3 separate regions of the Mus musculus genome follow, and regions 1 and 2 are each linked to region 3. Evidence: chromatin loops called from intact Hi-C (ENCODE). Cell type or tissue: gastrocnemius. All regions are shown on one strand.

The links. Peaks named below come from ENCODE experiments on the same cell type or tissue, not always from the same donor. Only the 100,000 strongest peaks of a DNase experiment are listed, where the experiment ranks them.
Region 1: it touches region 3 in a loop (3.0-fold over the local background); 15 of 42 quality-filtered maps call a loop at or near these places.
Region 2: it touches region 3 in a loop (5-fold over the local background); 25 of 42 quality-filtered maps call a loop at or near these places.

What each region holds. Positions count from the first base shown.
Region 1 is chrX:140,844,383-140,846,882 of GRCm38, forward strand. No RefSeq gene overlaps it. Among named protein-coding and RNA genes, the nearest start is that of Tex13b, 32 kb to the left of the region's middle. In gastrocnemius, a CTCF peak has its summit at 1,213 (motif pointing left); a DNase peak (open chromatin) is centred at 1,200.
Region 2 is chrX:140,721,495-140,723,994 of GRCm38, forward strand. The region is part of intron 3 of Mid2 (midline 2); the gene reads left to right. Among named protein-coding and RNA genes, the nearest start is that of Gm23199, 43 kb to the left of the region's middle. In gastrocnemius, a CTCF peak has its summit at 1,124 (motif pointing left); a DNase peak (open chromatin) is centred at 1,108.
Region 3 is chrX:140,490,883-140,493,382 of GRCm38, forward strand. No RefSeq gene overlaps it. Among named protein-coding and RNA genes, the nearest start is that of Prps1, 36 kb to the left of the region's middle. In gastrocnemius, a CTCF peak has its summit at 1,140 (motif pointing right); a DNase peak (open chromatin) is centred at 1,131; H3K27ac peaks cover 975 bases.

The DNA of each region.
Region 1 (2,500 bases), 350 kb after region 3:
GGAAGGAGCCTCCACTTGAGAAACTGCCTCCATAAGATCGGGCTGTAGACAAACCTGCAGAGCATTTTCTTAGAGTGGTTAATGGGGAGGGCCCAGTCCATGGTGGGAGGTGCCACCTCTTGGCTGGTGGTCCTAGGTTCTATAAGAAAGTAGGCTGTGTAAGCCATAATGAACAAGCTGGTGAGCAGTACTTCTCACTGATTTCTTCATCAGTTCCAACCCTGGCTTCCTTCCATGATGAACAGTGATGTAGAAACATAGGCCACATAAACCCTTTTCTCCCCAAATTGCTTTTGTCCATGATGTTTTATGATAGCCACAGTAACTCTAAGACACAAAAGAAACCTCCAAAATAACTTTTCTTGAAGTAGAAGAAATCAGGGAGGACATTGTTTTTTTCAGTCTTGGAAGGCACAACTTAGGAGAACATTGGGATTCAACAAAGCCCTAAGAGTAAAGTTCTCAGCACATGCATTAAATATTCAGAGAGATGTCACATTAGTAGTATAATGAATCACCTCAAAGTTTTAGAAAAGCAAGTAAAAGTCACGCCCCAAAACATGAAGCGTCACAGGATGGTGAAGGTCAGAGTGGAAAGGTGAAATGGAGACACAAGGAACAGTCCGTGGAACGGATCAGAGGTGTTCCTTTGGAATATCAAATTGACAAACTTTAAGTTATCCAAAAGAAAGAAAAAAGCCAAATCAATAACTTTACCTACGAGTTGGGGGATATTACAGCAGATTCCAGTTAAGTCCAGAGGACTACCATTAGAGAATACTGAGAAAACTTATAAAATAAGAAATCTAGAAAAAATAGTAAATTCCTACACATATTAAATCCGCTAAAATTCAGTCAAGAGGACATAAACAATTTGAACATCCACAGCAAGCAATGGTATCTAAAGAGTATTAAAGCTGGGCAGTGGTGGCTCTCATCTTTAATCCCAGCACTTAGGAGGCAGAAGCAGGCGGATTTCTGAGTTCAAGGCCAGCCTGGTCTACAAAGTGAGTTCCAGGACAGCCAGGGCTATACAGAGAAACCCTGTCTCGAAAAACCAAAAAAAAAAAAAAAAGCATTAAAAAATCATACAAAATGGACTGGAGAGATGGCTCAGTGGTTAAGAGCACTGACTGCTTTTCCAGAGGTCCTGAGCTCAATTCCCAGCAACCACATGGTGGCTCATGACCATCTATAAAGGGATCTGCTGCCCTCTTCTGGCCTGCAGCTGTAAATGCAGGCAGAACACTCAAATTTAAAAAAAAAAATCATACAACAAAGATGAAGTGGAAACTTCTGTTTCTTTGGAAAGTCAGATATTACCAAATGATGTTTTGTTGGGGGCACACAGGTAAAGCAAACACATGAGGGAAGGTTTCCCTGAAGCAGACACAGGTGAAAGAATGTTTTGCTATAGCAAACATGTAAAAGGACTCATGATATTCAGAAGGAATATAAATATAACCCCACAGACAGTGGGAAGTCAAGCATTGCTTTGCTTTGTTCCACCTTGCTATTCTTCGATAATGATGTGCATGTATTGGTTCACCTTACATGGAGTTGCTGAGGTCCCCTTGTGAAGATTCCGTAGAGAGAAACTAGCCAAAGAACTTCTGAGGTTTCTGCAGCCTCTTACCGCTTCTGCAGTCTCAGGCCGGTTGGAGAGCCCTTGCACTCATTCTGGATTGAACTGTCCTTGCTGGTTCATGTATGTTGATTGTGAACAGGTTGGACTATAGCTGCTGGTTCTTGTGCAGTGTCTTCTGAGAGGACTGAACTACAGCTGGTGAGTCATATTTGGTGTTTGCTGGTGGACTGAACTGCTGATATTCTGACAACAAAGACTGGACTTGCACCCAAAGAACTATTTCTAAATAGGTCCACCTCCTACTTGTCCTAATAACTTTTCCTTTCCACTACCCCTGGTAGGTGGTGGGCTAAAGGGAAGGTTGAACGCTTATTAAAGTAGGTGGAAAAATTTATCCTTACACAAAGAAAAGTTCATAACTGGATGGATCTGCTGCTGAATTCTACCAAATCTTTGAAGAGGAGCCAATACTAAAATCCCTTAAACTATTCTGTAAAATAAAAAGGAATCAGTGCTACTGAACTCATTCTGTATGCATAATGCAGGGGTAAAAACGCGTGCTCTTTGTGATGGGTAAGCCAGCCTTACCATGATTCCAAAACTCGATAGGAGCAGAGCTAAGAAGACAACAAATAAAGATCAGTTTCCATGATAGATACAGCATTTTTCAATTAAATACTTGCAAGCCGAATTCAAGAGCGTCTTAATTAGGGTTTTACTGCTGTGAAGAGACACCATGACCAAGGCAAGTCTTATAAAGGACAACATTTAATTGGAGCTGGCTTACAGGTTCAGGGGTTCAGTCCATTATCGTCAAGGCAGATCCAGGCAGATATGGGGCTGGAGGAGCTGAGAGTTCCATCTCTTGTTCCAAAGGAGAAGACTGACTTCCAGGCAACTAGGGCTGGGGTC
Region 2 (2,500 bases), 230 kb after region 3:
AGAGTCCCCTTCATAGATTCCAGGCAGTTTCCACTTCACTCGGTTTCTATGTCCCCCCCCCATATGCCCTCCAATTCCAGTCATCTGTCCCTATACTTTATCCCTCCATATCTCTTCCAATTTGATCCTTCCTCTTTCCATCCATACTATCCCCCAGTCCACCAGCAAAATCTATTCTGTTTCCCTGTCCCAGGGAGATCCATGCATTCCCCTATAAGCCTCCTTGTTACCTAAGCTCTTTGTGTCTGTGGGTCGCAATATAATTATCCTTTGCTTTATAGGCAATATCCACTTATAAATGAATATGTACCATGTTTGTGTTTCTGGGTTACCTCACTCGGGATGATTTTTTTTTTCTAGTTGCATCCATTTGCCTGCAAATTTCATGTCATTTTTTAAACTGCTGAGTAATATTCCATTGTGCAAATGTGGAGAAAGAATTTTTTTTTAACCAACTCCACATCTGATAGAAGGCCAATATCCAAAATATATAAAGAACTCAAGAAACTAGACATAAAAGGAACCCCAAACAATCTAATTTAAAAATGTGGTACACATCTAAACAGAGAATTCTCAATGGAGGAATCTCAAATGGCTGAGAAGCCCTTAAAGAAGTGTTCAACGTCCTTAGCCATCAGGGAAATGCAAACCAAAACTACTTTGAGATTCCATCTTAAACCTGTCAGAGAAGCTAACATAAATAACACAAGTGACATCTTGTTCTGGCGACGACGTAGAGCAAGGGAAACATTTCCTCATTGCTGGTGGGAGTGCAAACTTGTATAGCCACTATACAAGTGGGATTTGTATGGTTTACAAATGGGATTAATATGGTTGTTCTGTAGAAAATTGAGAATCTATCTCAAGACCCACCTCTACTACTTTTGGGCATCTAGCAAATGGATGCTCCCTTCTACTGTAAAGACGCTTGCTTAACTATGTTCATAGTGGCTTCATTCATAATTGCCAGAATCTGGAAACAATCTAGATGTCCCTCTACTGAAAACTAGATAAATAAAATGGGGTATATAAGCTTCTTTTGTTTTATACCCAGCACATGGCTTGGTACTAGCACTGTTAAGAAAACGATGATTAAGTAAACAGCTCCCCCTGGTGGCTAGGTTTTCGAAGTATAGTTTTTAATGCCCCAGAAGGGTGAACCAGTTACCCTGGTAAGGTAATTTTTTCTTTCAACAGTAAGAAAGGAAGTATTTTAAAATATGTGGTCTCCTAAAACCTATGTTGTTATTTAGACATTTCTCCGTTTTTTCATATTTCAGCAAACAATATTGAGATGACAAAACAGATCAAAGAAAACAATTTTGAGCCATCTTGTAAAAAGAAAATATAAGCGCTATTTGTCTCATGTAGTGAAAAAAATGTAACACGGCACAGTTCTCCTTCAGTATCCATGGAGGATTGGCTCAGATACCAAAATTCTCAGATGCTCAAGTCCCTGGCATAGCAGGATTTAGTATTTGCATATAATCTAACTATATCCTTGTATATACTTTAAATATTTGCAGATTACTTATAATAGCACAGTGTAGCGGCTATATAAATAGTTGTTGTACTAAATTGCTTGGGAATAAGACCAAATATCTGTACATATTCAATACGGATGCCAATTTGTTCAGATATTTCAATTATGAAGTTGATTAAATCCACAGGTACGGAACTTACAGATGTGAAAAGCTATCTGTATAGGCTTTGTTCATTATATCTTGACTTCAGAGTCAACACAGTCATTCTTATTCGTTGACTGATTCAACTGATACTTGTAGCTTTACCTACAGTATGTCAGGCACTAGGCTACATGTTGTGGATTCAGTTGTGAGCAAAACAATGGCCCCACCATTAAGGAGCTTGCATCCAAGTTAAGAGGCACAATTTTTTTGTTTGTTTTTGTTTTTTGAGACAGGGTTTCTCTGTGTAGCCCTGGCTGTCCTGGGCTCACTCTGTAGAGCAGGCTGGACTCAAACTCAGAAATCCACCTGCCTCTGCCTCCCAAGTGCTGGGATTAAAGGCGTGCACCACCACTGCCTGGCAAACATTTTTAAAACATATTCTTATTAAGAATTATGACTGGTATAAAAATAATGAAGGATGCAGAATGATATATGTGTGGAGGGAGAGGCATAGAACGAGAGACACAGAGGAAGAGATTGAGATTATATTGGATTCAACTATTTTACCAGACATTTGTAATTGTTAGAGTTTCAGAAAACTACAGAAATGTCTCCCTAGGCATGCCTAAAAGCTTATAGGAACTCTAGAGAGTTTCCTTTTTTGTTTGTTTACATTTTGACTTGGGAGGAGGCGTATATTTTGTCATGTATATGTATTCTCATGATCACTACTGGAATTAAGTCATTTTGTTATCTCCCCTTCAAAATCACATGTGCTACCTCCTTTTAAAAATTAGATTTAGGTATTTATTTCTACTTTATGTGTATGATGTTTTGCCTGCATTCATATCTGTGCACAGACTGCATGTCTG
Region 3 (2,500 bases):
CCATCCCCTGCTTCCCTTACTAAAACTGTCAGAAAAAGCCAGCTAAAACTCAAGACTTAGATAAGAGCTCCCACTAAGAAACATCAGTAAGAAATGATATAAGAATGACAAATAAACATTACAAACATGTTAAACACCAGTAGACACATGTTAAAAACATGACACGGGCAGGCAAGCAGGATGGGATAGTTCAGCAGGTAAAAGTATTAGCTATGCAAGTCCAGGTTCAAGATCGGAAACCCAAGGTGGGAAAAGAGGACCTTTCAAAGGTTGTAAGGGTTAAATGCAACTAAGGTGAAGCACCTAGTATGGAAGCAGGCTAGAGTCCATGGAGGATTTTGTCATTCCATACTGTTTACTATGACTGCTGTAAATGATAAAACATTGTGTGGAGGACCTGATAAGAGTCCTCTTCCCAAGTAAGTGTTAGTTCCCTTCCGTCCTCTCCACTCAGGAACAATGGGGAATCGACATCAATGGTAACTGTGTTCCAGAGGTTGGCAGAAGATGGGCGGAAACTTGTATGGAAGAATGAGTGTATCTTGGCGTCCTTATCAGGTCCTCTGAGCTTTGATAGGGTCAGCTACCCTTGCCTTCCTCCAGCTCCTATTCAGGCTTTAGTGGATCAGAATAGGCTCCTGATAGGAAAAGCATGTCCTTCCGAATAGATTGGGGCCTGCATTGCTCTTGAAATTGAACATTCAACTTTCATCTTGGTTTGCTGAAAAGAAATGTCCCAGAAAGGTTCAGGCAAGCAGGGCTACATGTCTTCCTAGCTTTCGTTCTCTGAGTGGTCTCCTCTTTTTGGCCAACAGTATTGATTACTGTACCCAGCCATGTTTCACTGAGACCGCCAAGGTGGTCTTCAGATCCTAATTTGGATATTAAGGGGAGAGCTTGTCACTTAATGTCTAAAATGCAGTTTGAAATAATGTTTATTTTCAAACTGTGTCACTACAAACATCTGTGAGAAGAAGAAAAGAGTGTTGTGAAATTAAGTAGCATCAGGGCTCTAGAAATCTCCTGGCTTTGGGAATCAGCTACTCTAATAATTGGACATAATTCATGAACTTGTTCTACTACGGAAGAAAGTGCTCCCTCTTCGGGATTTATGGCAGTGCCCTACTCTCTGCAGACAGCAGAGGGCCTCATTAGCACAAACTCAATGTCACTGGCAAATACATGAAAAGGGAAGTTAGCCAAGGTTCTGAAAGCTCAGTAAAACTTTAACAGAACTTGGGCAAGAAAATTGACTGGTCAGCTCAATTCCGTTTAGGAAAAAAAAAAAAAAAAAAAAGGAGGGACAATGGGCTGTACAGAACGTTCTTATTGTTCCCCTCTTTGTGGCTGAAAATTCTTCTAAAGTCCCCAAAATGTTCTTACCTCAGCTAGTAATAGGAATCCTGGGTAGGGTCGCTAGGTTTGGAAAATAAAGATACAGAGCTTACCGATAACTACACTGAACATTATGCATTTTTAAATGTAATGTTCTTAAAGACAGGAAGAAAACGGAAGACTAACTAGGGACTATGTGGGCACCTCGGGTTCTCCTTTTGCTTCCTCTATCTTGTCTTGGGTGCTAGACAGGTTTTCAGATATGCCAACAGAAGAATGTCGAGTAGAATCCAGCTTCTCCAGGCAGAGGATCAGGAAAGAGGCGCCCTGGCAAAATAGAACACTTGCAACACAACTGCTTCACTGCAGCCAAGCAGAACAGAGAAAAATGGCCCCAACTTATCCAGGCCAGCATGGATGGAATGACAAACCAAGATTTCCACTCTGGTCAGGAAACGAGGATCTGTTCTTCCACCCGCACCATGTTTTAGACAAAGGCCTTGTATGGAGGTAGCTTTTAAGTAGCAAGGCCAGGTAACACCCATACCAACATTATCTTTGCTGTTTGTTTGGTTGTTTATTTTCTGAAATGCATTTAACACTGGACCTCCTGGTTTTGCTGGGTTCTCCTAATTTTGAGTAAATTCTGATCCCGAGCCTGAACTCTAGTGATCTGTCACCACTCCAAGCCCCGGTGAAGAAATGGAAAGAAGTTTCTCTGGAGGTAACACCAAGTAGGGAGTCCCTGGGTGCCTCCACCTTCATGGCTGCTTTTTCAAATGCTGTGCAGATGTGTGTTTTGCTCCCTCTTGCTCATCTACCCTAAAAATCAATGATGGGAAGAACAGCAACAAAAAAAGCAGCTCAACTTCTGTGTCTTCTCCAAGGAAGATTGCTGTGGTAAATGTCCCTAGCAGGGTTACTATGTGGAGCAAATGAGATAAAGCAGCAGTTATTAAAAGCCCCTTCATGCCCAGTGTTGCGCAATAAAGATTGTTTTTCTTCCTTCTTATTGTAGCCCCAGACTATCCTGGAACATTTTTTTTCAATTGAAAATTTATATGCTGTATTCTGATCACAATTTCCTCTCTCTCATCTCTGTCAAGATCTTCTTTCAGAACGTTTGATCAGCCTACCTTATCCTTCTGAGTGTGGGGTCTCAGAT